Regions from separate parts of the Mus musculus genome. Here region 2 is linked to region 1. The links are chromatin loops, found by intact Hi-C in ENCODE. Cell type or tissue: left cerebral cortex. All regions are shown on one strand. Each heading gives the region's core, and the rest is flanking DNA. Links, peaks and the distances in the headings are about the cores only. Region 1 holds the start of Mmp1a (matrix metallopeptidase 1a (interstitial collagenase)). Region 2 has its middle 11 kb from the start of Mmp1b.

What was found. Hi-C counts contacts between places; a loop is a spot of excess contacts. Peaks named below come from ENCODE experiments on the same cell type or tissue, not always from the same donor. Only the 100,000 strongest peaks of a DNase experiment are listed, where the experiment ranks them.
Region 2: it touches region 1 in a loop (4-fold over the local background); 2 of 42 quality-filtered maps call a loop at or near these places.

The regions. Positions count from the first base shown.
Region 1 is chr9:7,454,578-7,470,685 of GRCm38, reverse strand. Mmp1a (matrix metallopeptidase 1a (interstitial collagenase)) reads right to left here and starts at 6,545. Exons shown (of 11, transcript NM_032006.3): 1 at 6,391-6,545; 2 at 5,604-5,819; 3 at 5,579-5,601; 4 at 5,339-5,487; 5 at 5,010-5,135; 6 at 3,591-3,749; 7 at 3,372-3,489. The coding sequence starts at 6,489. It overlaps Mmp3 (matrix metallopeptidase 3), which reads right to left. Exons shown (of 10, transcript NM_010809.2): 10 at 14,711-15,096. The coding sequence ends at 14,996. In left cerebral cortex, for the core only: no CTCF peak of the experiment used is centred there; no DNase peak of the experiment used is centred there.
Region 2 is chr9:7,390,501-7,406,608 of GRCm38, reverse strand. No RefSeq gene overlaps it. Among named protein-coding and RNA genes, the nearest start is that of Mmp1b, 11 kb to the right of the region's middle. In left cerebral cortex, for the core only: no CTCF peak of the experiment used is centred there; no DNase peak of the experiment used is centred there.

The DNA of each region.
Region 1 (16,108 bases), core at 3,227-11,226:
CAAAAAGAGAATTCTCAAAAGAAGAAAAGAGATGACTAGGAAATGTATCAAAACCAGTCTATTCTTTCTAGCAATTAGGCAAATTCAAGTCAAAATACCTTTGAGAGTTTATCTTAACCCAGTCAGAATGGAAATGACCAAGCAAACAAAGAACAATGAATGCTGCATGGGGGCTGGGAAAGAACAAAAAGGGTCTCCTTCACTGTTGTTAGGAGCTGCAAACCAGAGCAGTCACTGTGGAAATCAGTGTGGACCCACCCCTTGGCATATGCGCATAGGTATTTGCTCATCCATGTTCATTGCTGCTCTATTCACAATAGCTAGAGAATGAAAGTAACCTACATGTCCTTCAACTGATGAATGGATAATGAAAATGTGGTTCACATACACCATGAGCTATTATTCAGCTGCAAAGAGAAAAAGGAAATTATGAACATTGCAGAGAAACGGATGGAACTAGAAAAGATCATATTGAATGATGTAAGCCAAAAAGACAAACAGCAAATGTTCTAAGTTGTTGGAGGCTCCTACCTCTAAATCGTCCGATGTGAGTACATACCCTGCAATAACTACAGTAATCAAGAAAGTAAAAAGGGGTCATTACCAGGATAGGAAGGTGGGAGCAATCGAGAGGAGAATGATATGACACAAGTGACTTGATCAGAAAAACGGGAAAGGGGTAGCTCTAACTAGGAAGGGGGATTGAAATAAATACACAAGGAGGGAGGAGATGTCTGAAAAAGTAATAAGAAATCATACTATTAACTATCATCCTAAGAAAAACCCTATAATATGCATAAGTCGCTACATAAATAGACATATATAGTTTTAAGTAAGATTTTTCCATCTGGGCTAACAATGATCTCTCCAAGAGCCAAAGACCACCCTATAAACCCCCAACACTATTATGAGAAGCCCTCTTGTGAGTTCTTGGTCAGGATTGTCCAAGAGACTCCTAAAATATTATGGGCTATAGCTGATGTCCTTGATTGCTCTCTATAAGTGGAAGATAACTCCCCTGTTACTAAAGACTTTGTACACTTCAGACACAGGGCCTAGAGGCTCTTGAGCTGAAACTAACCTGAAAGCCTCTTTCCCAAGGACTAGCTATCGTGATGCCAGAAGGTGCCATGCAAGCTTCCAAAGGAGGGAGGCAAGCAGCAGTCCTACCCAGCTATGGCAGCTATGAACTTCACAAATGAGCAGCCTGGCATTATAACCTAAGGGTGCAGTAGTGGCTGGCATGCATAACTTGAAGGTAACCAACAGCTCTCTAATCATACTTCAGACATGATCAATAAGAGATAAACTGTGCCAGAGGTAGTGGTGTTGTAGATCTTGACCACTTAACTAGCATAATCCCTAACTACATTCTAAATAATTGTTCTTATACCCATAAATAAATGTAGTATCCACCCCTCAACAAGGAAATTTCTCTTTGCACCAGACAGAAAACACTACAGAAAACCATAACAAATCCAAATATAGGGTTGTAGAGCTCAGTCTGAGTTGATATTTCTAAAAAGCACTCCCATATTTAAGGCTCAGGGATCACTGAGGAGGTAGAGAGAGTATAAGAACCAGAGCACCAGAGTTTGCTGTGAGATTGTCTCCTAGGAGTGTCTGAAGCTACACCTGTAAAATCTCATCAATGACTACATAAACATGGGCTGACCAAGGACAATACAATTGCCACAGTAGACCAGTAAGGCCCACAAGAGCTCAGCCCCGCCCCCTCCCCCCCCCCCCCAAAAAAAAAAAAAACTACAGGCAACTAAGAGATACTGGAAACATGAGAGATAGTCTTCTCAGGGAAAAGCACACCAATTGGTTAACTAATACCAAAAGCACAGCCCTAAAAATATAAATACAAATAACAGGATTCAGAGTGAGCAGTTTATATTTAGGGATTTGCATATGTATATACATAGGCACATGTAAGAACAATGATAAAAAGTCCCTGAATCTGAAAGAGAGCAAGGAGGTATGTATGGAAGGGATTAGAGGGAGGAAAGGAAATGGGGAAATGATCTAATTATATACCACAGAGGTTGTGAGCTAAGATGCTGGTGCTGGAGTTCAAATACGGGTCCTTTGCAGGAGCACCACGTGCTCTTAACTGTTTAGCTGTCTCTCCAGTGCAAACTGGAACTTTGGAAGCTCCTAGCTCTACCTTTCATGTGCTGTGATTACAGCTGTGTCCTATCATACACGGATTTATTTGATGCTTCAGATCAAACCAGTTCTTTGTGTATGGCCGATCTACTAAACCACATTCCCAGCCCTTGAGATTTCCTTTAAGGCTACATTTCAAACCTTCCCATCATGCAGGACCCAACCTTATCTTTCATTCTCATAAGTAGTAAAGAAGATCCTAGAAAGCACTTGGAGCCAATATCTGAATGTGGATGTAGATGTAGTCACAACATAGCCAGCCAGCACCAACTGTGCTCTGAGAAGAAGAGCTGGAGAGATACAGGGCTGTGGAGTTCCTATGCCATGTTCACTTTTTTGGTGGGGAGCATCAGGTATGCTTCCTGGATATGTAGAAATTGTTGTGGTGTGGAGGATGCAAGTGTAGTCCTTCTGTGAAAAGGGACCAGCATGCTTCTAGGTCCACACACTGACAGGGAGTTTTACTTCCCTCATATGTGGAAGGATGCACAGCATCCTGGCTGCTCTTCTCTGCCTGGGAGAAGATCTAAGGACTCAGAACTCTTTCAGCAATGGCTTCTTCCCTTCTCTTTCCTGAGCCTCTAAAAGGGCTGAGAGACCTTTCAGAAGCAGAGAAAAGCTGATAAAAGGTTTAGAGGGGCATATACATACATAATACATACATACATACATACATACATACATACATACATACATACATGCATACATACATACATACCCACACATATTGTTGGGAAAATGTATCTTAAAAGAGTTTCTACTTGTAAAGTACCATCATACTTATCAACACACAGATCAACATACCTAAAAGAGGTCTGAATTGGGGGTCAGGAGACTAATATATATTATACTACCCATGAGCTCTGAGGAACTCTCCCTTTTCCATGCCCTAATTTACAGATCCATAAAGTGACATATTTTCAGGTTTTCCCTAAAGTGATACTATCTCTGAACAAGTTGACCTAATGCATGTGGAAAATCAGTCATTATAAGTTGTAAAAATTAAGAAAAGAGGGGGAGGAGAGAGAGAGAGAGAGAGAGAGAGAGAGAGAGAGAGAGAGAGAGAGAGAGAGAGAGAGAGAGAGAGAGAGAAGAAATGTAAGCAATTGCTACTTTGTAGTGTGAGGCTAACACATGAGCCCTATTGGTGGCTTATAATAGTGAATAAAGAGCCTAGGAAACAATGATGATCTTACCTGCCTTTGAAGAAAAACACCTCTCCCCTAAATGTAGTTATAGCATCAAAGGTTAGATCACCATTACATGGATGTGGTGTTGTTGCACCTGTTGGCTGGATGGGATTTGGGGAAGGTCCTAAAGAATAGAAGAGAGCTGGAGTTAGTCTCCATGGTTCTGAAAGGCCACCTGGAGGGTGAAAATGCCTTCGACTATGCAGCTAAGGTTGGTTCACTTACCATATAAGTCCTGGATGCGATTAATATCATCCTGGTTTAGCACAAAGTCTTCAGTGTACCACGTGTAACTGGGGAACATTAGTGCTCCTATATCACTAGAATGAGTGAGCCCAAGGGAGTGACCCAGTTCATGAGCCGTAACATAGAACAAGTTGAAATCTGGCAGGACAAAGAGATCAATCTAATTATTAAAAATGGTTTTGAGATATTATTAAGGAAATAATCTTCCAGGGTAAACATTCACACCTTCTTAGTCACTTTTTAAACTACACACATGCATATACAGTCTTTTCCTGATAGTGGAAGTGTGCATCTATTAATAATAAGGAGGCACAGCCAAGCTTACACTCTAGGGTTATATTATACAATAGAGCTCTTATTGACTTAAGGTCCAGCTCAGCTGAGTCCATGTTAACCCTGAGCTGGGAAAAGATCCGTCTTAGAGGAGCAATGAAACTCTGCTAACAGTTTGTACTTCTTATTTACAAAGCTGATAGACACACAGTGTGTGAAAATTTGAAATTACAGAAAACACCTTCTTATCATTCAGTCTTCCAATTTAATAACAAATTTGTTGTTTTATTGCATCATTCCTGTAAGGAAAATTCCAGGCCCATAAGAAACATATTAAATATTCAATACCTCCTTCCTTTTGAAAAAAATTACTTTATTTGTTTAGAGTATCTTTGTTTGCTCATGTGCGTGTGCATGTGTGTCTGTGTGTGAGCATGAGTGCACACTCACACATGTGTTCGTAAACACAGTGTGTACTGAGGATGCCTGTGTAGAAGGCAGAGAACAGCTTAAAGGATTCAGTTCTCTTCCACCAAATGGGTTCTGAGAATAAAAATGAGGATTTCAGATGTCACATCTCACAAACCCTCTGAATTTTAGTTTTTATTCTTCTCTCATTTAATATATCCTGAATGTACTGCAGCCTCTCTGCCTTCTACCTCTTCCAGCCTTCCCTTGACTTCCTGTCTCCCTTCTATCTTTTCTGTTTCCCTTTAGAAAAGAGCAGCCTTCCCATTGATATCAACAGCACAACAAGATGCCATAAGACTATGTGCAAACCCTCATATTAGTTTGATGAGGAAACCCAGTAGGATCAAAAGGCTCCTGAGCACAGGCAAAAATTAAGAGACAACTCCATTCCCACTGTTAGGAGTCCCATGAACGTCTCAAGCTAAAGAACCAGAACTTTTATGCAGAGGACTTAGCACAGAGAAGCTTTAGAGTGACCTGTTTGCCAGGAGGAAGGCAATATGCAATCAGAAAATACTCATGTCTCATGCTTCTCAGTGTACTCCTAAGTCTCTGAGTGGTGATAGACTATTTGCTTCAATTAACGCATTCTGCCTACTGCAAGGAACTCGGAAGGTCCAGGTAAACTGCAAGAAACAATGTTGGTGAACTTACTTTCACTGCTGTTGGTCCACGTCTCATCAAGGTCATAATGAACATCACCCCCCAAACCTGGGCCTGGCTGGAAAGTGTGAGCAAGCTTATAGTTAGGTCCATCAAATGGGTTGTTGTCACCATGGTCTGCAAGAAACAAAAATTCATCAAAAGGCTCACTTAGTTCTCATGTTGGTTAGCTCAGAGTTTTGTTGAGCAGTCAATGTTCTTCCATCCATTGTGATACTACTTTCCTCTTCGGCTCCAGAAAATCAATAATGTTCTTCAACAAGGAACTCTTCCTACAAAGCAGAAGAGGTTGAAGGGCAAAGTGAGGGTGAAGAGTTTACCTCCTCTGTGGAAGGAGAGCACAATATCGCCTTCCTCCTCAAAGACTCTTTGGAACGTAAGTGGTGTCACATCACTCCAGACTCTAAAGGCTCTCGCGATGGCATCTTCCACAACTGCTTTTGGCAAATATGGTGTGTAGTTTAAAATGCTAAGAAAATAACATGGAGACACAGTGGATCTTGTTTCCTTCTGTCCCAGTGGTATAGATATGCCCCCGTTGTGACTCTCCTTCTAGTTACCTGTATGTCAGATGTGTTTTGGTCAACGAGGATTGTTGTGAGTAATGGCATATGGGGCCACATCAGGCACCCCACACCTGGGCTTCTTCATAGCTCTCAGGGTTTCAGGATCTGAATTTCCAGTCACTTTCAGCCCAAATAACTGCTGCATTTGCCTCAGCTTTTCAGCCATCATCTCCTTGCCATTCACGTTTTTAGCTTGCATGTTTTTGCCCAAGTTGTAGTAGTTTTCCAGGTATTTCTGATAAAATATAACAATAATGAACTACTAGGGTCTGGAGAGATGGTCCAGCAGATAAAAGCACTTACTGCTGGCAGAGAGTACAGGCCCAGGTGATCTGAAGATTCTGTTGGCCTCGACCTGGGGGAATGTACACATGGCACACACACATACACACACACACACACACACACACACACACACACACACACACACTCATAATTAGGAATAGATAAATATTTAAAGTTATTGAAAATCTAAGAGGAAAAATGGCTCTCATGGTTTTAAAATGACATCCTGATATTTTAGCCAAATAGAGAATTACTTTTCAAGCTCTGATTAGGCTTTCCTACCCTCATTATCCTAATTATTTTAGAGCAGAGACCATCCCAGCATTAACAACTGAAAAGTATGTAGTTTTGTAGGAGAGGTTTGCACTTTGTTACAAATCCACATTTATAGAGGGAGTTGCCCCTCCTTGCTTGGGTCCCCCCTACCCCAACCAGAAAGAGGTATATAGATTTGACTATACACATTTTGAGAAGGTTACATTTCTAGCAAACACCATTTCTGTAATGCAGTATTCATTTACCCAGACTGTCTCCACATTTTGCCGGTCTCCGTTGTGAAACACAGGGAAACTGTATGAGCTAGCAGCCCAGAGAAGCAACAGCAAAGGAAGGCTAGGCATGCTGAAGCTTTTCTCTGGGCAAAATCACCAGTGGCCTCCTTCCTGCCTGCTCCAACATCCTAGTCAGGAACTTCCATCTTTATATAGAGACTTCTTGTACTTCTAGAAAGCCAGAGGCTATGTGACTCATGGTTGACAACATCCTCTTCTGTAGCAGAGAAGAAATCAGACACTTTGACCTTAGCAGTTGAGTTAGGTTGGTTTGGTGCAGCAATACCAGGACTATCCAGCAGCACATGTGTGAAAGAGATGATCTTCAGCATTTACACTGCTGTCTTCTCTTATTCATATCCATTGTATTTGAAAAAGGTTCTGTCCTATTAATCCATAGAGACAGCATAGTTCAAAGTCATGTGTGTGTGTATGTGTGTCTGTATTGTGTATCTGGATATGCATATTTGTGTGTGTGTGTGGTGTGTATGTTTGTGTGTATGTGATGTGTTTGAATATGTGTATTTGTGTGTGTATATATGTGGTGTAATGTATGTTCACATGTTTTGTATGTGAACATACATGAGGTCAGAAGACAGCCTTGGTTCCTCTTCCTCAGTGACCATCCATTTTAGTTTTAGAAAGGATCCTCATGTTCTGAGCTCACCCAGCATGTCACACATTCCCAGTTCTGGGATGCTACAAGCACATACCATCATGTCTCACTGTTTCACTTGAATTCTTGGATCAAACTCAACCTTCTCTTCCCTTGCTCAGGCAGCCCTTCCCCAGTTGAGCCAGCCCTATAGTCCTCTGTGGTCCTTATACAAAGCACATTTTGCTACTCAGTTCTCTGGTTGTCTGTACACACCTTGCTCCAAGGACAGAGGATGGGATCACTGACCCTGAGTGACAGCCAATATTCAGTGCCCACACATCTGGAACTCTAGGTCATGTAGTATTTACTGGGTTTCTGAGGTCTTCTGCCTTTCAAGAACTATGGCCACAAGATTGCAAAAGTACCATGGCCTCTCTTTATTTTAATCCAGGCTTAGGCTGTGAGAACCTGCCCAAGAAGAATTCTCATCTAAGCTGGGAGAGGAAATATGAAGACTCACATAGACCCTGCTTATCAGCATCATGGGACAAAAAGGCTCCATCTCTGAAATCTGTCTAAATGTAACAGGTAAAACAGTCTAGCAAGAGACTAAGTGTGTTTCTAGGGTCTTTGCTCACTGGAGGTAGGTGACATATGTTGATACTGCACACACATACACACACACACACACACACATACACACACACACACACACACACACACACACAGAGAGAGAGAGAGAGAGAGAGAGAAAGAGAAAGAGAGAGAGAGAGGCATATATCCACACTCATTCATACATACACTAATATGCTCATCCATTCAGTAGGTCTCTCAGAGCCTCTCTTGCATAGCAACTACATGGATCACTGTGTACTGAAAGATGTTCATTCAAACACCCATGATTCATGTACAATTGAAGTGGGTGTTGACTCAAGTCATCTGTGTCCCCACTAGTGAGACAAGGTGGTCTGTCTCTAGGCTGCTCTATTTCTGTCCCTTCTCTCCTGAAAGGAACTCAACACTATACAGCACCAAGAAGCACTGACCTCCTCCACAAGGTCAGCTCCCCATTGTGTCACTCTCATCTTTGCACCGTGGTCTAGTTTCTCAGGACTATTTCCACTTGTGGATGTCTGCCCTCATGGAGAGACAAACGATATTTTATTGATAAATAATACTTTGATAGAATGGATGTTTGGATTGATTTGATAGCTCTCATTTCCTCTCTTCATTGAACCACAGCTTCCTTGACTAAGAGGAGTAATACGTGAGTCAATCAGCATAGGAGGAAACTGAGAGAGGATCTCACAAAGACCAACCTTCTCTTCATGGGCATCAGATGGAGTGTAGGTGCACATGAGAAGGCTTCAGCGGGGTGACCTCAGCTCACGCAAGGAACACAGGAAAACAGTGCCATCAGGAGCTGGGCAGGGGCAGTTGAAGGTGGGTGGCATCTAAGATGCTCTTGTTATTTTATTTTGTTTTTAAAACAAGGTTTTAAAATTCTATATATTTTAAATATATAGAATATATTTTGAACATAGGTTCTTTTCCCTCATACTCTCCTCACCTTCCCACCCTTCCTTCTAACTCCACTCTTTCCCTGTCTCTTAAGAAAACAGACAGACAAGCAAAAATGACAAACAAGGAAAAAAGAAAATGAACAGAAAGAAAAATAAACAAGCATCACACACACGCACACACAGACAGACATATACATACACACATATAGACACACACATACACCACAGACACACACACACATGCATACACACACAGACACACACATACACACATACAGACACACATACGCACACACATGCACACACACACACACAGACACACACACAGACACACACACACAGACACACACATACACACATACAGACACACACACACAGACACACACGCACACACAGACACACACAGACAGACAGACACAGACACACACACAGACACACACAGACACACACACACACACAGACATACACACACACAGACACAAACACACAGACACACACAGACACACACACACAGACACACACAGATAGACACACACACAGACACACACAGACACACACACACAGACAGACAGACAGACAGACAGACACACACACAGAGTAATATGAGACCCTCAAAATATTTCTAACAATACCATTGAGCTCATTTTGTATTGGTTATCTATTGCTGGGCCTGGGGCCTACCTTTATGTGTGATTTGTGTATCTAGTGTGGCTCCCTTGGAGAAACTAGTTTTCCCCTGGGAGCAATTATCAACTGGGGGTCGTTTCTTGGTTACTTCTCCATCTCAGCACTGGGCCCCATCTGGTTTGAACCTATGCAGGCTCCCTGTATTTTATCACAGTCTCGCTGAGTTCATACTGTTTCAGTCCTGTGAGTCTGGAAGGCATTGTTTCCCTGGTGTCATCCATCCCCTCTGGCTTTCACAATCTTTCTGCCTCCTCTTCTGCATGCATAGGTCTTTGACCCCTGAGGGGAGAGATTTGATAGAGACATCCCAGTTAGAAATAAGTGTTTCAAAATCCTCACTCTGCACATTGTTCACTAGTTGTATTCACTATTAGTTCCCGACTCCTGAACAAGAGTCCTTCGCTGATGATGACTGAGACACTGATCTATGGGTATAGTAGAATGTCATTAGGAGTCATTTTATTACTATTTTCTTTCAGCAGTATGGTAGTGTTTGGGTCAACCCTAGGTCCATTGTCTGTCTAGTCTCAAGTTCTTGGCCACAGTGAAGTATCAGGCATGAGTTCCCTCTCATGGACTGAACATTAAATCCAATCAGATTATGGTTGGCTACCCCACTGATACTTGTGTTACGATTAAGTCACCATATCATGCAGACAGATCACCATTGTAGATCAAAGGGTTTGGAGCTGAGTTGATGTTTGGCTTTCTCCTTTGTTAGTGTGCACAGTACCTTCTAGTACAATGAAGACTAGTCAGTAGAATTCAAGGCCCTAGGAAAGCATCAGTTGAACTTTCCAGTGGTCAGTGAATGATGTAGATGCTGTCTTCAGCAACAGGGTCTTCACATCAGATTGTGGAGAGCAGCCAATCACATTGGTAATAGCCTGAGTTGTTTTGGAATTTCTATTGGGTCTGTCATAGTTAGTGTTTCATTGCTGTGAAGGGATGACATGGCCAAGGGAATTCTTTAAAAGGCAAACATTTAATTGGGGTCCGATTATGGTTTCAAAGGTTTAGTCCACTATCACCATGGATCGAAACATGGTAATATGCATCCAGATATGGTGCTGGAGGAGCCAAGAGTTCTAGGTCTTTATCTGAGGGCAGCCAAGAGAGTGTGTTAGGTTGGCAGCTCACTCTTCAACACCGGGCAGAGCTTGAGCATAGGTAGAGACATCAAAGCTCTGGGTGACATCCCCTGGATGACACATTTCCTCAAACAAGGCCACACCTCCTAATAATACTATTCACGGTGGGCCAAACATTTAAACACATGAAGTCTATGGGGGGTCCACCCCACTCAAACTACCACAGATCCATTCGATAACAACTGAGTTAGATAGATCCCATTCCTGGTACTCACTAGGGATTTCACTTGATTGACAGTAATGCCTAGTTGGGGCTCTAGCTGCCTTATTATTTAGTGATCCCATGTAGATTTCTTTCATGTATGTATATATTTTAAGAGACTTCTAATGTATGTTTTTGTATGCCCCTTCAAAAATCCCATATTGTTAGCAGTTCTTCTGTGTATTTTCTCCCTTACCCTCCTCTTCCCTGACCTTCCTGTTTAATCCTCCTATTTCAGTAGCCCTCCTGTTTCTCCCAACTATAGAGCGTATTTCCCCTCCCTTTGGAGATCCTTTCTTCCCCACTAGTTCCTTCTCTATAGCTAACCTCTGTGGTTATTCAGAAAGCAGCTTGCCTCTCAAAGACTTAACAGCTAACATGCACTTACAAGTGAGTGTGTATGTCTTTTGGGGTCTGGGTTGTCTTACTCAGGATGACTTTTTATAGCTCTATTTGCCTTTGATTTTCATATTTTTAACAGCTAAATAACATTCCTTTCATTAATGTACTATGTTTTCCTGTTCCTTTCAGGAAATCTTAGTTGTTTCCCATTTCAGGATATTATAAATCGAAGACCAATGAGTAAGTCTGAGCAAGAGTCTCTGCCGTGGGATGTAGAGTCCTTTGGGTATATTCACAAGAGTACTGTTGATAGATCTGGAGACAGAATACGAAGTTTTAGAGAAATGCCCTTTCCTGTCTCCCTGGGATGTAGAAAACAATGGTTACTAAGCTCACTCAAGAGAGAAAATAATGTAACCACTCTGAATCCAATGTGGAAACAATTGCATACAGTGTGACGCTCACAAAGGTTCAGAAAATAGCTCATCTTGCAGGCATCTATTTGTGCTATAGTCTAGAAACTTTCAGGCTTTTATAAATAACCATCCTGTACTTAAACAAAACCCTTACTTGGGCCTACTGTGGCATTGCAGACCTTTAATCCCAGCATTTAGGATGTGGAGGCAAGCAGATTTCTGCGATTACAAGGACAGTCTGAACCCACCAAGCCCAAACCCTAGTCCTAGGTCACAGGGACAGCATCATTTGGACAGAGACATGAGTCTTTGTGATTGCAGGGCCAGCATGTGCCCATGCTGGGCATAGAACTTGGGTTTGAAACCGAGAGCGAGCATCTGAAGCCACCAGGACTGTTTCTTTAATGTCCTCGAGCCTCCCTGTCATGGCCCTGTCCTTCTGGCCTGAGAAATTATCACTACTTTCCTCCAAACTACTCTCCCTTACCCTTTTCCCGATTGAAAAAAGAAAGGTAGCAAGGTCTCTCTTCTGACCTGCACAGTATGATGGGACAAGTATTTCCTTCTGCCTTCAACTCCTTTATCAGAAAGATGTGATTAGATTTACTTAACAGAGTTCTTGCCCAGCCAAATTGTTAAAATACTAGTTTTGTTAAATGCTTGACATTCTTCCTGTCATGTAGTAAAAGTACAGAGACTCTTGTTTGTTGTTGCTGCTGACTTCTCAGAGGAGCAAGTATTTGAACCCAGGACATGGAACATGCTAGGCAAGTGTCTCTCCACTGACTCACACCCCTGATTCTTTCTGCTTTCCACTGAGTTTTTTACTTCCCCAACTTTCTACTTTGAAGAAAATGGCTCATGGTTTTTCTTGTCCATATATACATGCATACACAAATACCTACATACATATCCTATAATAGAGACATATTATAGGGCTGTTTTTTGTTTTGGGTTGTTTTTTTTCTTTTGGTTTTTGTTTTGTTTGTTTGTTTGTTTGTTTGTTTTCGAGACAGGGTTTCTCTGTATAGCCCTGGCTGTCCTGGAACTCACTTTGTAGACCAGGCTGGCCTCAAACTCAGAAATCTGCCTGCCTCTGCCTCCCAAGTGCTGGGATTAAAGGCGTGCGCCACCACGCCCGGCGATAGGGCTGATTTTTAATAACAGGAATGAATTCTGTACTCATAGCAAATAATCTAGGTTGAATGTCTCATTTCACAGGTGAGGAACTCAAACTTATCACTTTAACTTACATATTCCCTAAGTAAAGCCCCTCCCTGCCTCAGCCATCAACTTTCCTCAAATCCTTGTAACTGGGCATGGTAGTACACAACTTTAATCGCAGGAACTCCAAAGTCTAACTATAATATGTCTAGTATTTATATTATATAATATAATTTCACTGATTGGTGAGCTGCTGGGTTTTTACCTTCTCATTGCATCAAATTCAATCTTCTGACGGTTTATTGCTAACTCCTCAGTAGATCCCCAGCATCTGTTCTCCTTCCCCCTACCCTCAGGTCAGACAGTCCGCACTTCCTGTAAACACAGAGTACTAGACCTTTTTAGTGTCAAAGGTTCTGGGGACAATAGGTACTAAGCCATTCTGGAGCCTTTAGGTAAAATCTACAGAAGAGAATCAGAATAGAAGAGTGCAGGGGCCAGAAGCTAGATCACAGCAAAGTCTACAGCCTTTCTTCATGTTGACTGTCCTTTGTACAAAGCTGCTTAGAAATTTCTTCTGCTTATATATTCTCATTTTCCAACCTTCCACCACAGCCAGATTCTGTTCTGTGTTTTCCCCAGCCCTAACATCTTCTCTTGAAAGTATATAGTTCCAAGAAGAGCATCCTAGAAGTATACACAAAAGTGTGTTTTCTTTTATAACTCCTTAACATTATAACTGTTTCTCCAGATTTATGATTATTTGTACATCTTTGCTAGATTTTAATGATGATTATAATTATCCCAATGAAGCCAGGAATTGTATGCATACTTTTGGGTTTCTATACCTCTAGTCTATCAAAATGCCTGGCACTTGGAATATGATTAATAAATTATTGTCTAGTGGATAAAAAGTCTAAAGGTAACTGTGAGCCCTCTGCATGTTAGGCATTAAAATTCAAGTGATACTGAGGGATGAGAAATGGGTTTTGTAATTGCCCTTTGCAAATGGACTTCACCTTGTGGCACATACAGATACAAAATGAGCACAAGATGATTAGTTCTCCTTTTTTGTTTGTTTGTTTGTTTGTTTGTTTGTTTTGAGACAGGGTTTCTCTGTGTAGCCCTGGCTGTCCTGGAACCACTTTGTAGACCAGGCTGTCCTCAAACTCAGAAATCCGCCTGCCTCTACCTCCCAAGTGCTGGGATTAAAGGTGTACACCACCACCATCCGGCTCTCCTCCTCCTCCTCCTCCTCCTCCTCCTCCTCCTCCTCCTCCTCCTCCTCCTCCTCCTCCTCCTCCTCCTCCTCTTCTTCCTGGACTTGGTCTTCTTCTTCTTGGTCTTGTTTTTCTTGTTCTTCTTGTTCTTCTTGTTCATCTTGTTCTTCTCCTTCTCCTCCTCCTCCATGAATGTATGTATGTATGTATGTATGTATGTATGTATGTATGTATGTATATATATAAAATCTATTCACTTATTTATTTGAGACAGAATCCCATTTACTTCTCTTTCTTCCTTTCTCTCTCTCTTTCTCCCTCCTTCCCCCTCTCCCCCCCTCTTCCTTCCTTCCTTCCTTCCTTCCTTCCTTCCTTCCTTCCTTCCTTCTTTCCTTTCTTTCTTTTTTTCTTTGAGACAGGGTCCCACTATACAGCTCTGGTTATTATGGAACTCACTATGTAGATCAGGCTGGCCTTCTTTCTCAAGTGCTGGGATTAAAGGGGTGCACAACCATGCCCAGTACAAGATGATATTTTCATGTATACACAGGGTAGTTGTGAGCCACGTTGATGATTGAGACAGGAAGGAACAATGCTGAGGAAATATGTAAGCTAATGGATAGCCTTGACTCCCTCATTTGCAAAATGAGGCATTCAAACTAGTTTGCTGTGAGTACATACATGATAGTACTCACATTGTAGTTATTAAAAGCTAGCCCTGTAATGTCAGCCTCACCCTTAGCTTTTTCCATTGGATATGGCAGAAAACATATGTCTAGGTGGAGAGAATGCCCTTTTTGTATTTTCCTGTTTGTAGTGGTACATTAGCCGAGCAAGTGTTCCATTTTCTTTATGAATAAACTCAGCATGGAGACAGCAAATGTGCTACTTCCAGGAACCCAGCATCTCAAGTGATGTATTGCTCAGTCCATCACTGCCCAAGGTCCTGAGCACTTGTTCTGGAAATCAACAAGCAAGCAACCATAATTTAATAAACGACACACAATCTTTATTAAATAAAACAAACCATCTACACAGTTCAGACACTTGTTTGTGGCCCAGGAGTGCCTTCCCTCCTCTCCTTGGGACACAGTGTAAGCTACACAGTGCTTCTGAACATCCTTTGACAACTTGACGTTGACTGGTGTCATCCATAGCTCCTGTTTGGTTCTGCCATAGCACATGCTGAACAAAGCACTTCCTTTCACAAAGACTCAGATGAAGAACTATAAGCATCAGTTAAAACACAGGATGCCTTCCTTGGATCTCTTTTTAACAATTAAACCAGCTATTGCTCTTCAATATGTGGGTCACTTTTTTGGCATTTGGGTCAAATTCCAACTGCGAAGATCCACTGAAGAAGTAGAGAAACCCTGTATGTAAAGATGAGAGAGCCCTTGAGTCACTTTCTTCAAAGTAAAAATTTGGGAAAGTTAAAAAAAAAAAAAAAAAAAAAAAAAAACCTCAGTGAAAGGTAAGTGGAAAGCAGAAAGAATCAGGGGTGTGAGTCAGTGGAGAGACACTTGCCTAGCGTGCTCCATGTCCTGGATTCAAACCCTTGCTCCTCTGAGAAGTCAGCAGCAAGAACAAACAACAGAGTCTCTGTACTTTTACTACATGACAGGAAGAATGTCAAGCATTTAACAAAACTACTATTTAAACAATTTGGCTGGGCAAGAGCTCTGTTAAGTAAATCTAATCACATCTTTCTGATAAAGGAGTTGAAAACAGAAGGAAATACTTGTCCCATCATACTGTGCAAGTCAGGAGGGAGATCTTGCTGCCTTTAGGGTAGGAGGAAGATCTCTTGCTTTTCTGCTTTCTATTCAGGAAGAAAATTCCTTCTTGTTTGAATCTATGATCTATTTCCTTTCTTCCTAACCCCTCCCTCCTTCCTGTGTCATATCCTAGCCCAAGGCTTTTCAGGACCTAGGGAAGATTAGTCACCACACCCCTTCCGGACCGTCTGCACTGTCAATAAAGATCACTAGCTTTTACTCACTTACCCTTTCATAGGAAACACATCTTTTAAGCTTTAGGTAATGGAAAGGGGAATGTTTACAAGGAACCAAAGTTGTCTGTCATTAAAGGAGTCAGGAAAGACAAAGTCTGAGATTGAGTGGTTCAAACAGGTTGGGTAGAGAAGGCCTTACCAGGGCCCAACCACTGATGGGAGCTTTGGAAGAACATCACAAAGCCAGGCAGTGGTGGCCATGCCTTTAATTCCAGCACTTGGAAGGCAGAGGTAGGTAAATTTCAGAGTTCGAGGACAGCCTGGTCTACAAAGTGAGTTCCAGGACAGCCAGGGCTATACAGAGAAACCCTGTTTCAAAACAAACAAACAAAAAACCAAAAAGAAAAAAAAAACCAACAAAAACCCCAAAA
Region 2 (16,108 bases), core at 5,401-13,400, 66 kb after region 1:
TTGGTCAGGATGGATGATTGTTTTAATGTGTTCTCAGATTCAGTTAGCGAGAATTTTATTGAGTATTTTTGCATGGATATTCATAAGGGAAATTGGTCTGAAGTTCTCTATCTTTCTTGGATCTTTCTGTGGTTTAGGTATCAGAGTAATTATGGGTTCATAGAATGAGTGTTGGTATAGCACCTTCTACTTCTATTTTATGCAATAGTTTGTGAAGTACTAGAATTAGATCTTCTTTGAAGGTCTGAGAGAACTCTGCACTAAACCCATTTGGTCCAGGGCTTTTTTTTTGGCTGGGAGACTATTAATGACTGCTTCTATTTCTTTAGGGGATATGGGACTGTTTAGATCGTTAACTTGATCCTGATTTAACTTTTGTACCTGGTATCTGTATATAAATTTGTCCATTTTGTCCAGGTTTTCCAGTTTTGTTGAGTATAGCCTTTTGTAGAAGGATCTGATGATGTTTTGGATTTTTTTCAGGATCTGTTGTTATGACTCCCTTTTCATTTCTGATTTTGTTAATTAGGATGCTTTCCCTGTGCCCTCTAGTGAGTCTGGCTAAGGGTTTATCTACCTTGTTGATTTCCTCGAAGAACCAGCTCCTCCTTTGGTTGATTCTTTGAATAGTTCTTCCTGTTTCCACTTGGTTGATTTTTGCCCCTGAGTTTGATTATTTCCTGCTGTCTACTCCTCTTGGGTGAATTTGCTTCCTTTTTTTTCTAGAGCATTTAGATGTGTTGTCAAGCTGCTAGTGTGTGCTCTCTCTAGTTTCTTTTTGGAGGCACTCAGAGCTATGAGTTTCCCTCTTAGAAATGCTTTCATTGTGTCACATAAGTTTGGGTATGTTGTGGCTTCATTTTCAATAAACTCTAAAAAGTCTTTAATTTCTTTCTTTATTCCTTCCTTGACCAAGGTATCATTGAGAAGAGTGTTATTCAGTTTCCACGTGAATGTTGGCTTTCTATTATTTATGTTGTTATTGAAGATCAGCCCTAGTCCATGGTGATGTGATAGGATGCACGGCACAATTTCAATATTTTTGTATCTGTTGAGACCTGTTTTGTAACCAATTATATCGTCAATTTTGGAGTAGGTCCCGTGAGGTGCTGAGAAGAAGGTATATCTTTTTGTTTTAGGATAAAATGTTCTGTAGATATCTGTCAGATCCATTTGTTTCATAGCTTCTGTTAGTTTCACTGTGTCCCTGTTTAGTTTCTGTTTCCACGATCTGTCCATTGATGAAAGTGGTGTGTTGAAGTCTCCCACTATTATTGTGTGAGGTGCAATGTGTGCTTTGGGCTTTACTAAAGTTTCTTTAATGAATGTGGCTGCCCTTGCATTTGGAACGTAGAGATTCAGAATTGAGAGTTCCTCTTGGAGGATTTTACCTTTGATGAACATGAAGTGTCCCTCCTTGTCTTTTTTGATAACTTCGGGTTGGAAGTTGATTTTATTCGATATTAGAATGGCTACTCCAGCTTGTTTCTTCAGACCATTTGCTTGGAAAATTGTTTTCCAGCCTTTCACTCTGAGGTAGTGTGTGTCTTTTTCCCTGAGATGGGTTTCCTGTAAGCAGCAAAATGTTGGGTCCTGTTTGTGTAGCCAGTCTGTTAGTCTATGTCATTTTAATGGGGAATTGAGTCCATTGACATTAAGAAATATTAAGGAAAAGTAATTGTTTCTTCCTATTATTTTTTGTTAGAGTTGGCATTTTGTTCTTGTGGCTGTCTTCCTTTTGGTTTGTTGAAGGATTACTTTCTTGCTTTTTCTAGGGCGTGGTTTCTGTCCTTTATTGGTTTTTTACTGTTATTATCCTTTGAAGGGCTGGATTCGTTGAAAGATAATGTGTGAATTTGGTTTTGTCATGAAATACTTTGGTTTGTCCATCTATGGTAATTGAGAGTTTGGCTGGGTATAGTAGCCTTGTCTGGCATTTGTGTTCTCTTAAGGTCTGTATAATGTCTGTCCAGGATCTTCTGGCTTTCATAGTCTCTGGTGAGAAGTCTGGTATAATTCTGATAGGCTTGCCTTTATATACTTGACCTTTTTTCCCTTACTGCTTTTAATATTCTATCTTTATTTAGTGCATTTGTTGTCCTGATTATTATGTGTCAGGAGGAATTTCTTTTCTGTTCCAGTCTATTTGGAGTTCTGTAGGCTTCTTGTATGTTCATGGGCATGTCATTCTTTAGGTTTGGGAAGTTTTCTTCTATAATTTTGTTGAAGATATTTGCTGGCCCTTTAATTTGAAAATATTCATTCTCATCTACTCCTATTATCCATAGGTTTGGTCTTCTCATTGGGTCTGGATTTCCTGGATGTTTTGAGTTAGGATCTTTTTGCATTTTGTATTTTCTTTGATTTTTGTGGTGATGTTCTCTATGGAATCCTCTGCAGCTGAAATTCTCTCTTCTATCTCTCGTATTCTGTTGCTGATGCTCGCATCTATGGTTCCAGATTTCTTTCCTAGGGTTTCTATCTCCAGCGTTGTCTCACTTTGTGTTTTCTTTATTGTGTCTACTTCCCTTTTTAGGATTTGGATGGTTTTATTCAATTCCATCACCTGTTTGGTCGTGTTTTCCTGCAATTCTTTAAGGGATTTTTGTGCTTCCTCTTTAAGGTCTTCTACCTGTTTTGCAGTGTTCTCCTGTACTTCTTTAAGTGAGTTATTAAAGTCCTTCTTGATGTCCTCTACCATCATCATGAGATATGCTTTTAAATCCGGATCTAGCTTTTCAGGTGTGTTGGGGTGCCCAGGACTGGGTGGGGTGGGAGTGCTCCGTTCTGATGATGGTGAGTGGTCTTGGTTTCTGTTAGTAAGATTCTTACGTTTGCCTTTCGCCATCTGGTAATCTCTGGAGTTAGTTGTTATAGTTGTCTCTGGTTAGAGTCTGTTCCTCAGGTGATTATGTTAGCCTCTATAAGCAGACCTGGGAGACTAACTCTCTCCTGAGTTTCAGTGGTCAGAGTACTCTCTGCAGGCAAGCTCTCCTCTTGCAGGGAAGGTGCCCAGATATCTGGTGTTTGAACCTACCTCTTGGCAGAAGTTGTGTTCCACTCACCAGAGATCCTAAGATCCAGTGGAGAGTCTTCTGGGGACCTTGGGGGTGTCCGCAGACTCTGTGCCCAAGATGCCCCGGTGCTGGTGCTGACTGGAAGGGACTTGTGACCCTTGTCAGGCCGGGTTTTCTGCTTTACTATTTGGAATTCTATAGGCTTCTTGTATGTTCATGGGCATCTCTTTCTTTAGGTTATGGAAGCTTTCTTCTATAATTTTGTTGAAGATATTTGCTGTCCCTTTAAGTTGAAAATCTTCATTCTCATCTACTCGTATTATCTGTAGGTTTGGTCTTCTCATTGTGTCCTGGATTTCCTGGCTGTTTTGAGTTAGGATCTTTTTGCATTTTGCATTTTCTTTGATTGTTGTGTACATATTCCCTTGGAATCTTCTGCACCCGAGTTTCTCTCTTCCATCTCTTGTATTCTGTTGTTGATGCTCCCATCTCTGGTTCTTGATTTCTTTCCTAGGGTTTCTATCTCCAAAATTGTCTCCGTTTGGGTTTTCTTTATTGTTTCTATTTCCATTTTTGGATCTTGGTTGGTTTTATTCAATTCCATCACCTGTTTGGTAGTGTTTCGTATAACTCCCTAAGGATTTTTGTGTTTCCTCTTTAAATGCTTCTAGCTATTTATATGTGTTTTTCTGTATTTTCCTTTTTAAAGTCCTCTATCATCATTGTGAGAAGTGACTTTAGATCATGTCTTGTTTTTATGGTGTGATGGTGTATCCAGAACTTGCTACAGTGGGAGAGTTTGGTTCTGATGATGCCAAGTAACCTTGGTTTCTGTTGCTTCTGTTCTTATGCTTGCCTCCTGCCATCTGATTATCTCAAGTGCTTGCTGCCCTCAATATATGTGATTGGAGCCTGCCCTTCCTATAATCCCAGTTGATTCAGGACTCCTCAGAGTCCAGCTTTCTTTGTGATCCTTTGATTGTGGGCTCCTGTGAACCTGAGATTCTGGTGTGTCAGAGTTTTTGGCAGTCAAGCTTCCTTTGAGACCCTGAAATACTGTGTGACCCAGCTCTTGTTATCCTGAGATCCTGTTGTCCTAAGATCCTGGGCCTGTTACAGTGCCTGGAAGTGGTGTCTCCTTTGAAAACTGTGGAGCTCTCTGGTCTGTTCCAAACCAAGGTAAACCAGAACTGATCAAAAGGAACCTGAGCCTCTGGTTAGGAAGGGCTCTGATGTCCTTGTTCCTGCTGTCATAGGCCCCTCACAATTAGATTGGAACAGATGATGTGGTCCACTCACCAGTGATCCTAAGATCACTTGAAGAGTCCTCTGGGACTTGCAAACTTTATATGCCCCAGTACAGGGGAACTCCAGGGTCAAAAAGGGGGAGTGGGTGGGTATGGGGGACTTTTGGTATAGCATTGGAAATGTAAATGAGCTAAATACATAATAAAAATGGAAAAAAAAAGAAGTGTACTCTGGGGACTGTGTGGGTGTGTGCCAACTCTGTGCCAAAGGTGACCCGCTGCTGGTAATGGCTGGAAGGGAGTTGTGCCCCTGGTCAAGCCGGTTTTCTGCTTTCCTTCTGTTCTCTCAGGTCCTGTGCGATTGGATTGGCACAGATATTGTGTTCCACTCACCAGTGATTTTAAGATCCTGTGGAGAGTCCTCTAGGGATCGTGGGGGTATCCGCCAACTCTTCGCCCTAGGTGACCAGGTGCAACATTTAATTTTCATATTCCATTACTGCTCTTTACATTTCAACGAAAAGCAACTGCCATCTGGTTTCCAAAAAGAGTCTAATTTTTTCTTTTCTCTGGCATTGGGAATCACACCCAAAGCTGCCTGCATGCTCAGTGTTTTAGTCAGGGTTTTTATTCCTGCACAGACATCATGACCAAGAAGCAGTTGGGGAGGAAAGGGTTTATTCAGCTTACACTTTCCACATTGATGTTGATCACCAAAGGATGTCAGGACAGGAACTCAAGCAGGTCAGGAAGCAGGAACTGATGCAAAGACCATGAACGGATGTTCTTTACTGGCTTGCTCCCCTGGCTTGCTCAGTCTGCTCTTTTATAGAACCCAAGACTACCAAGCCAGAGATGGCACCACATACAAGGGGAATTCCCCCTTTGATCACTAATTGAGAAAATGCCTTACAGCTGGATCTCATGGATGCATTTCCCCAACTGAAGCTCCTTTCTCTGTGATAACTCCAGCCTGTGTCAAGTTGACTCACAAAACCAGCCAATACAAGTATTGAAGGGGCACCAGGAAATTCAATGGAGCTAAATTCTGTGTTCAAGGATATTAAATGGAATTAAAGGAGTGGTGACCTCGGGGTAATATCTCACCCAGATGAGCTTATTATATATTTGCAGTTGAACAAGGGATAGTTATATCATGTTAGGTGTTATTATGACTTGGTTTTTGTTTTCATTTGGACATGAGGAGATATGATTGTGTGTCAGATTAACAAGGGATTGATTATACTGGCTGTTCCTAGTTGTCAACTTGACTATATCTGGAATGAACTACAATCTAAGACTTATAAAGATCTTTGAAAAGAAATTAAAGAAAAACTTAAGTCCAGGCATGATAGCACAGGCTTTCAATATCATGAGACAGAGGCAAGCAAATCTCTGAGTTTAAGGTCAGCCTGGTACAGAGCAAGAGTTTAAAGCTATCTGGTCCAGGTAGAGAAAAGCTTAGGTCTAGGTGTGGAGGTATACACATTTTATTACAGCACTCAGGAAACAAGAGGTATGCAGATCCCTGAGTTCAAAGTCAATCTACAGAGCAAGTTACAGGACACCCAAGGTTAGGCAGTGAAGGAAACCCTGACAACAGAAAGCTGGTGAACATGTGATAGAACAAGGGAGCCATGTTCCAGCCCCAGCAAGCAGCAGAACTTGGCAGTTTCAGACATATGGCTCTGACTTTAGAGTTAAGAATAGAAAAGGTTACCAATACAATTGATGCTGATTAGCTGTATCTAAGAAATTAGCTGTGATTAAGAAGAGACCAACAATTACAGAGGTGAAATCTTATGGGAAGTATTTTTTTTCTGAGAACACAAAAGAAACTGTGTTCTAGAAATAAACATCATGCAGGCAGCTGGACTTGGTAATATGTCAGAATCACCCAGGTGGTACTTGTTTGAAGGCATGTAAAGGGTCATGGAGAGGAGCAGAGGCTTGGAACTGTGAGAGGACCAGAAGGCCATTGGTGAAAGCACAGCCTCAGTGGCAGTTGAAGACCCAGGTCTGAAGGGGTCATGCAAAAAAATTGTACCTTGGCACCATGAAGTGAGCCTATGAGAGGCTATTGGTGAAGCCTAGTTGCATCCAAAGACCATTGCATACTGGAGATGCCAGTACCATGGGATGACAACCAAGAAAAGCAGCGCCAGTGGACTGGAGTCAGAGGGCAGTGAGCTAAACCCTTTAGAGGAGTCCAGAAGATCATGCCTGGATCCCAGACATTGAAACAAGAAGCCCCAAAGTTGAAATTGCCTTAGAGATTTGTCTTAGGATTTTATTGTTGTGAAGAGACACTATGACCAAATAAACTCTTTTTAAAGGACAATAGTTAATTGGAGCTGGCTACAGTTTTACAGGTTCAGTCAATTATTATGGCAGGAAGAACGGCAGAATGCAGGCTTCAGGTTCTACATCTTGACCCAAAAGCAACCAGGAGAGAATGTCTTAAGCAGGCAGCCAGGAGGAGGCTTTTTTTTATGCACTGGGCTGAACTTGAGCATACGTCCTCAAAGTCTACTCCCAGTGATGCACTTTCTCCAAAAAGACCACACCTACACAAACAAGGCCGCACCTTCTCATAGTTGCACTTTCCATTAGTCAAGCATATTCAAACCATGACAAGACTCCAAGATGTTAGAGATATGAGAGCTATGGGCTACCTGACAAGGAAAGTGAATAACGGACAGGATCCAACCCAAGAGAAAGAATTGTGTTGCAGTCAACAAAGCTGAAAGGAGTTGGACATCAGACATGGAGATGGAGAATTTAGAGTATGCCAACTTGGTTTCTGGTCTTGCTTTGGTCTAGTATTTCCTCACTCTGCTCCCACATCTATGATTTGAAATGGTAATGTATATCCTGTGATGTTGGAAGTATGTAATGTATTTTTTAAAAATTGATTATATAATGGATTACAGTTAAGAGATTTCATGACATCAGAAGATGCTTTGAACTTCAGACTTCTATACCTTGGTGAGAATGTGAGGATTATGGGGACTTGTGAAGCTGGACTAAACACACTTTACATTATGTTATGACTATAAACCTATGATGGTTAGGGAGTAGAAGATGGTGGATTGAATAGGTTGGGTCCCCATGAACTCCAGTTTTAATGCAAGACTTTAGAAGAGTTGCCTTGCTGACGTAGTCCTTTCATGCAATGAAACACTAACTATGACAGACCCAATAGAAATTCCAAAACAACTCAGGCTATTACCAATGTGATTGGCTGCTCTCCACAATCTGATGTGAAGACCCTGTTGCTGAAGACAGCATCTACATCATTCACTGACCATTGGAAAGTTCAACTGATGCTTTCCTAGGACCTTGAATCCCACTGACTAGTCTTCATTGTACTAGAAGGTACTGTGCACACTAACAAAGGAGAAAGCCAAACATCAACTCAGCTCCAAACCCTTTGATCTACAATGGTGATCTGTCTGCATGATATGCTGACTTAATCGTGACACAAGTATCAGTGGAGTAGCCAACCATAATCTGATTGGATTTAATGTTCAGTCCATGAGAGGGAACTCATGCCTGATACTTCACTGTGGCCAAGAACTTGAGACTAGACAGACAATGGACCTAGGATTGACCCAAACACTACCATACTGCTAAAAGAAAATAGTAATAAAATGACTCCTAATGACATTCTACTATACCCATAGATAAGTGTCTCAGTCATCATCAGCGAAGGACTCTTGTTCGGGAGTCAGGAACTAATAGTGAATATGACTAGTGAACAATGTGCAGAGTGAGGATTTTGAAACACTTATTTCTAACTGGGATGTCTCTATCAAATCTCTCCCCTCAGGGGTCAAGGACCTATGCATGCGGAAGAGGAGGTAGAAAGATTGTGAAAGCCAGAGGGGATGGATGACACCAGGGAAACAATGCCTTACAGTCTCACAGGACTGAAACAGTATGAACTCACCGTGACAGTGATAAAATACAGGGAGCCTGCATAGGTTCAAACCAGATGGGGCCCAGTGCTTAGATGGAGAAGTAACCAAGAAACGACCCCCAGTTGATAATTGCTCCCAGGGGAAAACTAGTTTCTCCAAGGGAGCCACACTAGATACACAAATCACACATAAAGCAGGGCCCCAGGCCCAGCAATAAATAACCAATACAAAATGAGCTCAATGGTATTTTTAGAAATATTTTGAGGGTCTCATATTACTTTGTGTGTGTGTGTATGTGTGTATGTGTTTGTGTGTGTGTGTGTGTGATGCTTGTTTATTTTACTTTCTGCTCATTTTCTTTTTTCCTTGTTTGTCCTTTTTGTTTGTCTGTCTGTTTTCTTAAGAGACAGGGAAAGAGTGAAGTTAGAAGGAAGGGTGAGAGTGTGGGGAGAGTATGAGGGAAAAGAACCTATGTTCAAAATATATTCTATGAAAATAACCTTATTTTAAAAACAAAATAAATAACAAGAGCATCTTAGATGCCACCCACCTTTAACTGTCCCTGTCCAGCTCCTGTTGGCAATGTTTCCCTGTGTTCCTTGCCTGAGCTGAGGTCACAACACTGAAGCCTTATCATGCCCACCTACACTGCATCTGATTCCCATGAAAAGAAGGTTTGTCTTTGTGAGCTCCTCTGTAGCCTCCCATAAGCCTGAAGCAGGCTAAGCCAGAACTTGACCTTGCTGCCACTAGGGAGATTATCTAGGGTGGAACCTTCCTCCCTGGATCGCTTTATTGTTCTGCCACTGCCGCTGTTCCTCTTCAAGATACCGCTATCTGCTGAGAGGCCCCAGAGCTATTCCGGAGCTATCCTGCATGTCATCACCTGCACCTGGTTCCAGGCTCCAAGGATGAATTGGCGGGAATGGACCCCCCCCCCCCTTTTATAACGTGTGTCTGCCATTAAAAATTTGAACCTTGAGCAAACTAGCATGTCTTGGTTCCATTATTTCTCAACCTGCCTAGGCTCCCTCTTTTCTTCCAGATTCCAAGATGCCTTCCAGGCTCGAACCCGGACATGTGAGCCGCTGGCCAGCCCCAACAATTTGGTGAACCAACGCAGGGCCTGGGAAAGGCAGAGGACATTTGGAAGAAGCAGTGCTGGTTTGGAGCTCCATGGAAGAAGAAAAGAATTAAAGAAAATTCATACCGGAGAAGGTTGGTATGGGCTAAACTGGAACGGCACTAAACCCGCACACTGGATTCACTTAGTTTCAGCAGTGAGCTATCTGGAACTAGGAACTCAACAGGCAGGCAGTCAGCTGCAGCTTCCAGAAGCTGCTGTTTTAGGCGAGAGAAATAATAGGGTTTAATAAAAGGGATTTAATAATCAGGCAGATGGCCGCAGTTGGAAACTCCATCAGGCGGGAGGAAAGTGGTTTTTGAAACTCCCAGGGACAGAGAGAAAATCGGGGCACCTCTTGTGTGCGTGCTGGCCGGTGTGTTTTTCTGAGTGTCTGTCTTATATTTCTGGAAACGAACATGTGCTCCTTGTGTTGGTTTGTTGTCTGTGTTTTGTCCCATGTCTCTGAAACATGGTGTAGTCTGAGTTTAGATCCACCTGAGTTTGGTTTCTCTGGTGTTTATAGACGATGGGGTTTTCTGAAACATGTGCTTGGTATTTGCAGCTGTCCCTTCAGGCTGTAAGGACCAGAGGACTGTGGTCAGCAGATGTTCTAGGAAAACCCCTACCTCCTCAGGGGACGCCCTGGGGAGTAGGGAGACCCAGAGACGTCTGGCAGTCTCTGGAGATCGGTCAGAGGGACCAAGTTTTGTTTATGAAATGGAAGCTTACCCTTCTAATTCTTTTGCCTGCTCATGGAAGATGAGAAAGGGTTGCATGTGTCTGGAGCTGTTGATTTCTGTTTTGTGTGTTTTGTGTATGTGTTTAGAGCTATGTGAAAGTTTAGAAAGGTGCTAGTGTAACTGCTTCATTTGGTTTTTTACTGGTAATGTGCTCTGTGTGTCTTCCCAATCAGCTCATAAGTCATTGGTTAGGATTAAATAATTGTTACATTGGTAACAGAGGGTTAGCCTTAAATTGGCAACTCAGGAGTCTTTTCAAACATGTGGCATAGCAGGCCAAAAAACTGGGCCTCCTAAGATACTTTTAGCTGAGATACTATTTAATGTGATTCTTATTCTAGAATGTAGGATTACAAACACTCTGGAAATCAGTCTGGCAGTTCCTCAGAAAATTGGACATAGTACTACCGGAGGATCCCACAATACCTCTCCTGGGCATATATCCAGAAGATATTCCAACCAGTAAGAAGGACACATGCTCCACTATGTTCATAGCAGCCTTATTTATAATAGCCAGAAGCTGGAAAGAACCCAGATGCCCCTCAACAGAGGAATGGATACAGAAAATGTGGTGCATTTACACAATGGAGTACTACTCAGCTACTGAAAAGAATGAATTTATGAAATTCCTAGGCAAATGGATGGACCTGGAGGGCATCATCCTGAGTGAGGTAACCCAATCACAAAAGAACTCACACAATATGTACTCACTGATAAGTGGATGTTAGCCCCAAACATAGGATACCCAAGATATAAGATACAATTTCCTAAACACATGAAACTCAAGAAAAATGAAGACTGAAGTGTGGACACTATGCCCCTCCTTAGAAGTGGGAACAAAACACCCTTGGAAGGAGGTACAGAGACAAAGTTTGGAGCTGAGATAAAAAGATGGACCATGTAGAGACTGCCATATCCGGGGATCCATCCCATAATCAGCTTCCAAACACTGACACCATTGCATACACTAGCACGAATTTGCTGAAAGGACCCAGATATAGCTGTCTCTTGTGAGACTATGCCGGGGCCTAGCAAACACAGAAGTGTATGCTCAGTCAGCTATTGAATGGATCACAGGGCCCCCAATGGAAGAGCTAGAGAAAGTAACCAAGGAGCTAAAGGGGTCTGCAACCCTATAGGTGGAACAACAATATGAACTAACCAGTACCCCGGAGCTCCTGTCTCTAGCTGCATATGTATCAGAAGATGGCCTAGTTAGCCATCAGTGGAAAAAGAGGCCCATTGGTTGTGCAAACTTTATCTGCCTCAGTACAGGGGAATGCCATGGCCAAGAAGTGGGAGTGGGTGGGTGGGGGAGCATGTGGGGGACTTTTGGGCTAGCATTGGAAATGTAAATGAAATAAATACCTAATAAAAAAACAAAATTAAAAAAGATAAGATTTAAAGCAATGTCTCTTTAATGGAACATTAAACTCACAGGGTCATTCATTCATAGGTATAAGTTGGCAGCCAAATCAAAACAACCCTGAGATTCCACTTCACTCCAGTCAGAATGGCTAAGATAAAAAATTCAGGTGACAGCAGATGCTGGCGAGGATGTGGAAAAAGAGGAACACTCCTCCATTGTTGGTGGGATTGCAAGCTAGTACAACCACTCTGGAAATCAGTCTGGCGGTTCCTCAGAAAATTGGACATAGTACTACTGGAGGATCCCACAATACCTCTCCTGGGCATATATCCAGAAGATGTCCCAACCGGTAAGAAGGACACATGCTCCACTATGTTCATAGCAGCCTTATTTATAATAGCCAGAAGCTGGAAAGAACCCAGATGCCCCTCAACAGAGGAATGGATACAGAAAATGTGGTACATTTACACAATCGAGTAGTACTCAGCTATTAAAAAAATGAATTTATGAAATTCCTAGGCAAATGGATGGACCTGGAGGGCATCATCCTGAGTGAGGTAACCCAATCACAAAGGAACTCGCACAATATGTACTCACTGATAAGTGGATATTACCCCAGAAACTTGGGATACCCAAGATATAAGATACAATTTGCTAAACACATGAAATTCAAGAAGAACGAAGACCAAAGTGTGGACACTTTGCCCCTTCTTAGAATGGGAACAAAACACCCATGGAAGGAGTTACAGAGACAAAATTTGGTGCTGTGACGAAAGGATGGACCATCTAGTGATTGCCATATGCAGGGATCCATCCCATAATCAGCTTCCAAACACTGACACCATTGCATACACTAGCAAGATTTTGCTGAAAGGACCCAGATATAGCTGTCTCTTGTGAGACTATGCTGGGGTCTAGCAAACACAGAAGTGGATGATCACAGTCAGCTATTGGATGGGTCACACGGCCCCCAATGGAGGAGCTAGAGAAATTACCCAAGGAGCTAAAGGGAACTGCAACCCTCTAGGTGGAACAACAATATGAACTAACCAGTACCCCGGAGCTCTTGTCTCTAGCTGCATACGTATCAAAAGTTGGCCTAGTTGGCCATCACTGCAAAGAGAGGCCCATTGGACTTGCAAACTTTATATGCCCCAGTACAGGGGAACCCCAGGGCCAAAAAGGGGGAGTGGGTGGGTAGGGGGTTGGGGGGTGGTATGGGGGACTTTTGGGATAGCATTGAAAATGTAAATGAGGAAAATACCTAATTTAAAAAAAAAAAGACCTCTAAATAAGATGTAGGGTGTGCGGATACCCATGCCTGCCTGTAATCCCAGTACTTTGAAGACCAGCTGGGGCTACAAAGCAAGGACTTATTTTAATTTGACACTTATTTGTGTGCTCATGTGTGAGCTCATATTTCTTTAATTAAAATATAATTACATCCAAAAATAAATAAATTGGCAGCCAAATCTCACAAAGTAGTAGTGAAGTTTTAATGTTGATTCTTATGGTGATAAATTGTTTTGAAATTGGGTTTTGCTTTCCCAAGGTTGTAGTTACAATCTAATATTACAAAGAAACTTAGTAGTTCTAAAACCTGTCCTCATTACAGAAGGGCCAAAATGCTTGGGTTAGAAAATTTTTTTTTATGTTCGAGTTAATACAAGTTCAGAGCAGCCTCTGGAAAGTTGGTGCGAAATCTCCTTTGTTTCCCAAACCGACTAGGGAAGTTCTGAGAACTTCTCTCATCCCTGCTTTCATAAGACAATTCCTTTTAGCTGTAAGAGCACCTTTGCAGATGTTGTTCTAAATAAAGTTTAAATTCTAAGTTTATAAAAAAGGTCAATCGGGATGTAGAATTTATAAAAGCATTACAATCTGGCTTGCCTACTTCATATAAAGTTATTATAGATTTAAGGGTTTGTTTTTTCCTTTTCATTCTGATAAATGCAAAGATGTTTTGCTTCTAGTGAGCTGTAATCAAAAAGCTAAGAGTTTGAGTCTTTCAGTGTATATTGTTTCTTAAGTGGAAAGTATTTTATTAGCTAATGCCTCTCAAGGGCGAGGCTGAGGTGGCATTCACCTCATAGCACAGTTTCAGCATCCTATTAAGCCACTCTGGTGCTAACAAAAAATTGTAAGATAAATTCATATATTTTACAATAACTATAACAAAAATGGTGTCTTAAAAACCTGACTAAGTGTCTGTTCCTTGTTCCAAACAGCCATTAATTTGGTTATTACAGAATATTGATGTTTGATCAATAAAATTAAATAAAATTGATAATCATTATCCCAAAGATAAGTTAAAAAATTGTTTTAATGCATGCTTCTATATCTTCTATAAATCCATGCATGCATGCATCCCAATTATTGTGTTTAAAAACAACTCCTCTATGGGGAGTAAGTAGATGTGAATTGGATCACACACTTTTTCTTTTGAGTTTTCACCTGCTTCAGCACAGATAATTAAATTGTGTGCTGTAGATGGTGTTTTGAAATGTTGAATAATCAAGCTTAATTTGTATCTTTATATATATATATATATATATACATATATATATATATATATATATATATATATCAGAACTTACAATTGCTTAAAATTGTTCACACCTCAAATGCTATTGATTCTCAAGCTTTCAATTGCTTATGTTACTCATAAGAAAAAATACTGTTCCTTTAAAAAGACTGTTTTTGGACAGTTAAGAAATTGTCCTGGGTTGCCTGGAAAAGACCCCCAGGATTTGTTTTTGTGTTATAGAGATTTACAAAAAGCTTTAGCTGAAAAGGGATTACAGATAGCTCCTGAAAAGATACAAACTCAAGATCCTTATATTTGGGCTTTAGACTTACTGATCAAGCTGCTTTTCCCCAGAAGATAGTTATTCGCAGAGACAACTTAAGGACTTTGAATGATTTTCAAAAATTGTTAGATGATATTAATTGGCTTTGCCCCTATTTAAAGCTCACTAGAGGGGAGTTGAAACCTTTATTTGATATTCTTAAAGGGAGTTCTGATCCTACCTCCCCTAGATCCCTAACCTCCGAAGGATTGCTGGCCTTACAACAAGTGGAAAAATCTATTGAAGAGCAATTTGTCACTTATATAGATTACTCTTTGCCATTATACCTGTTAATTTTTAATACGATTCATGTGCCTACAGGATTGCTATGGCAAAAGTCTCCTCTAAAGTGGATACATTCAAGGATTTCTCCTAAACATTATATCTTGACATATTATGAAGCAGTAGCCCAGATGATTATCATTGGAATGAAGCAGGCACTAACTTATTTTGGCAAAGAGCCAGATATTATTGTTCAGCCTCACAGCATAAGTTAAGACACTTGGCTGAAACAACAGAGTACGGATTGGTTGCTTGCTCAAATAGGATTTAAAAGAACTATAGACAGCCACTACCCTCAAGATAGGTTGATAAAATTTTTAAATGTACATAAAGTGATATTTCCTAATATGACCTCTTTACAACTCTTACACAGTGCTGTTCTGGTGTTTACTGATGGCTCCTCTAAAGGGCGAGCTGGATATCTTATAAATAATCAACAGGTAATCATAAAGACTCCTGGCCTCTCGGCTCAATTAGCAGAATTAACAACAGTACTGAATGTCTTTCAGTCTATGCATGAGGCTTTTAATATTTTTACTGATAATTTATATGTTGCACAATCGGTACCCTTATTGGAGACCTGTGGTACTTTTAACTTTAATATGCCAGCAGGATCCCTGTTTTCACAATTACAAAACATTATTCTTGCCCCAAAACACCTGTTCTATATTGGCCACATACGATCTCATTCTTGTCTTGCTGGACCTTTAGCTGAAGGCAATGATTACATCGACAGAGCTCTAATAGGAGAAGCCTTAATTTCAGATCCTGTTGCTTTGGCCAAGCGTGATCATGAAAATTTTCATCTCTCTAGCCAGATCTTAAGGCTCCGACTTAAGATCACTAAGAAGAAGGCAAGAATGATTATAAAACAATATCCTAAATGTTACATTATCTCCAGTGCCACGTGCCTAATCATATTTGGTAAATGGATGTAACTCATTATGCAGAATTTGGAAAATTAAAATATATACATGTTTGTATTGATACTTGCTCAGGATTTCTTTTTGCTTTTTGGCATCCAGTTACTTCTAGTTCTTATGCCATGGTAAAGTGGTGTGACCCATTTGCTAATGAATGGAAGGGTCCAGACCCGGTCCTAATCTGGGGAAGGGGCTCTGTCTGTGTTTTTTCACAAAAAGAAGATGGAGCTCTATGGCTGCCTGAGAGATTAGTTCATCAACTAGACACAGATCCTGAATCTTCTAGTAAGTAAGTATGACTCTAACCTTGATTATGGCTAAAAATCCTCTTTAGCCAAAAAGTTAAATTAAAGCCCAGCCTCCACTCCCAGGGAAGCGGTAAGCCTTTCTGTCATTTTCAAAGTCACCTCCCCCACACTGGGAGCTCTAAGTCTAGCCTGATCATTGCTAATTTGCAATTGAATGGAGTACCTGGACTTCCCCAAAAGAAGCTTTTGTACTGTGCCTTTCACTGTCTAGACTTTGTTTTCAAGCAGGCCAGTCAACTCCCTTCAGCATGCATCTCCGCCCCCAACAGCACTCAGGTGGCAGTTATTAATTTTCATCAACAATTCTAAGTACATATTGTGACT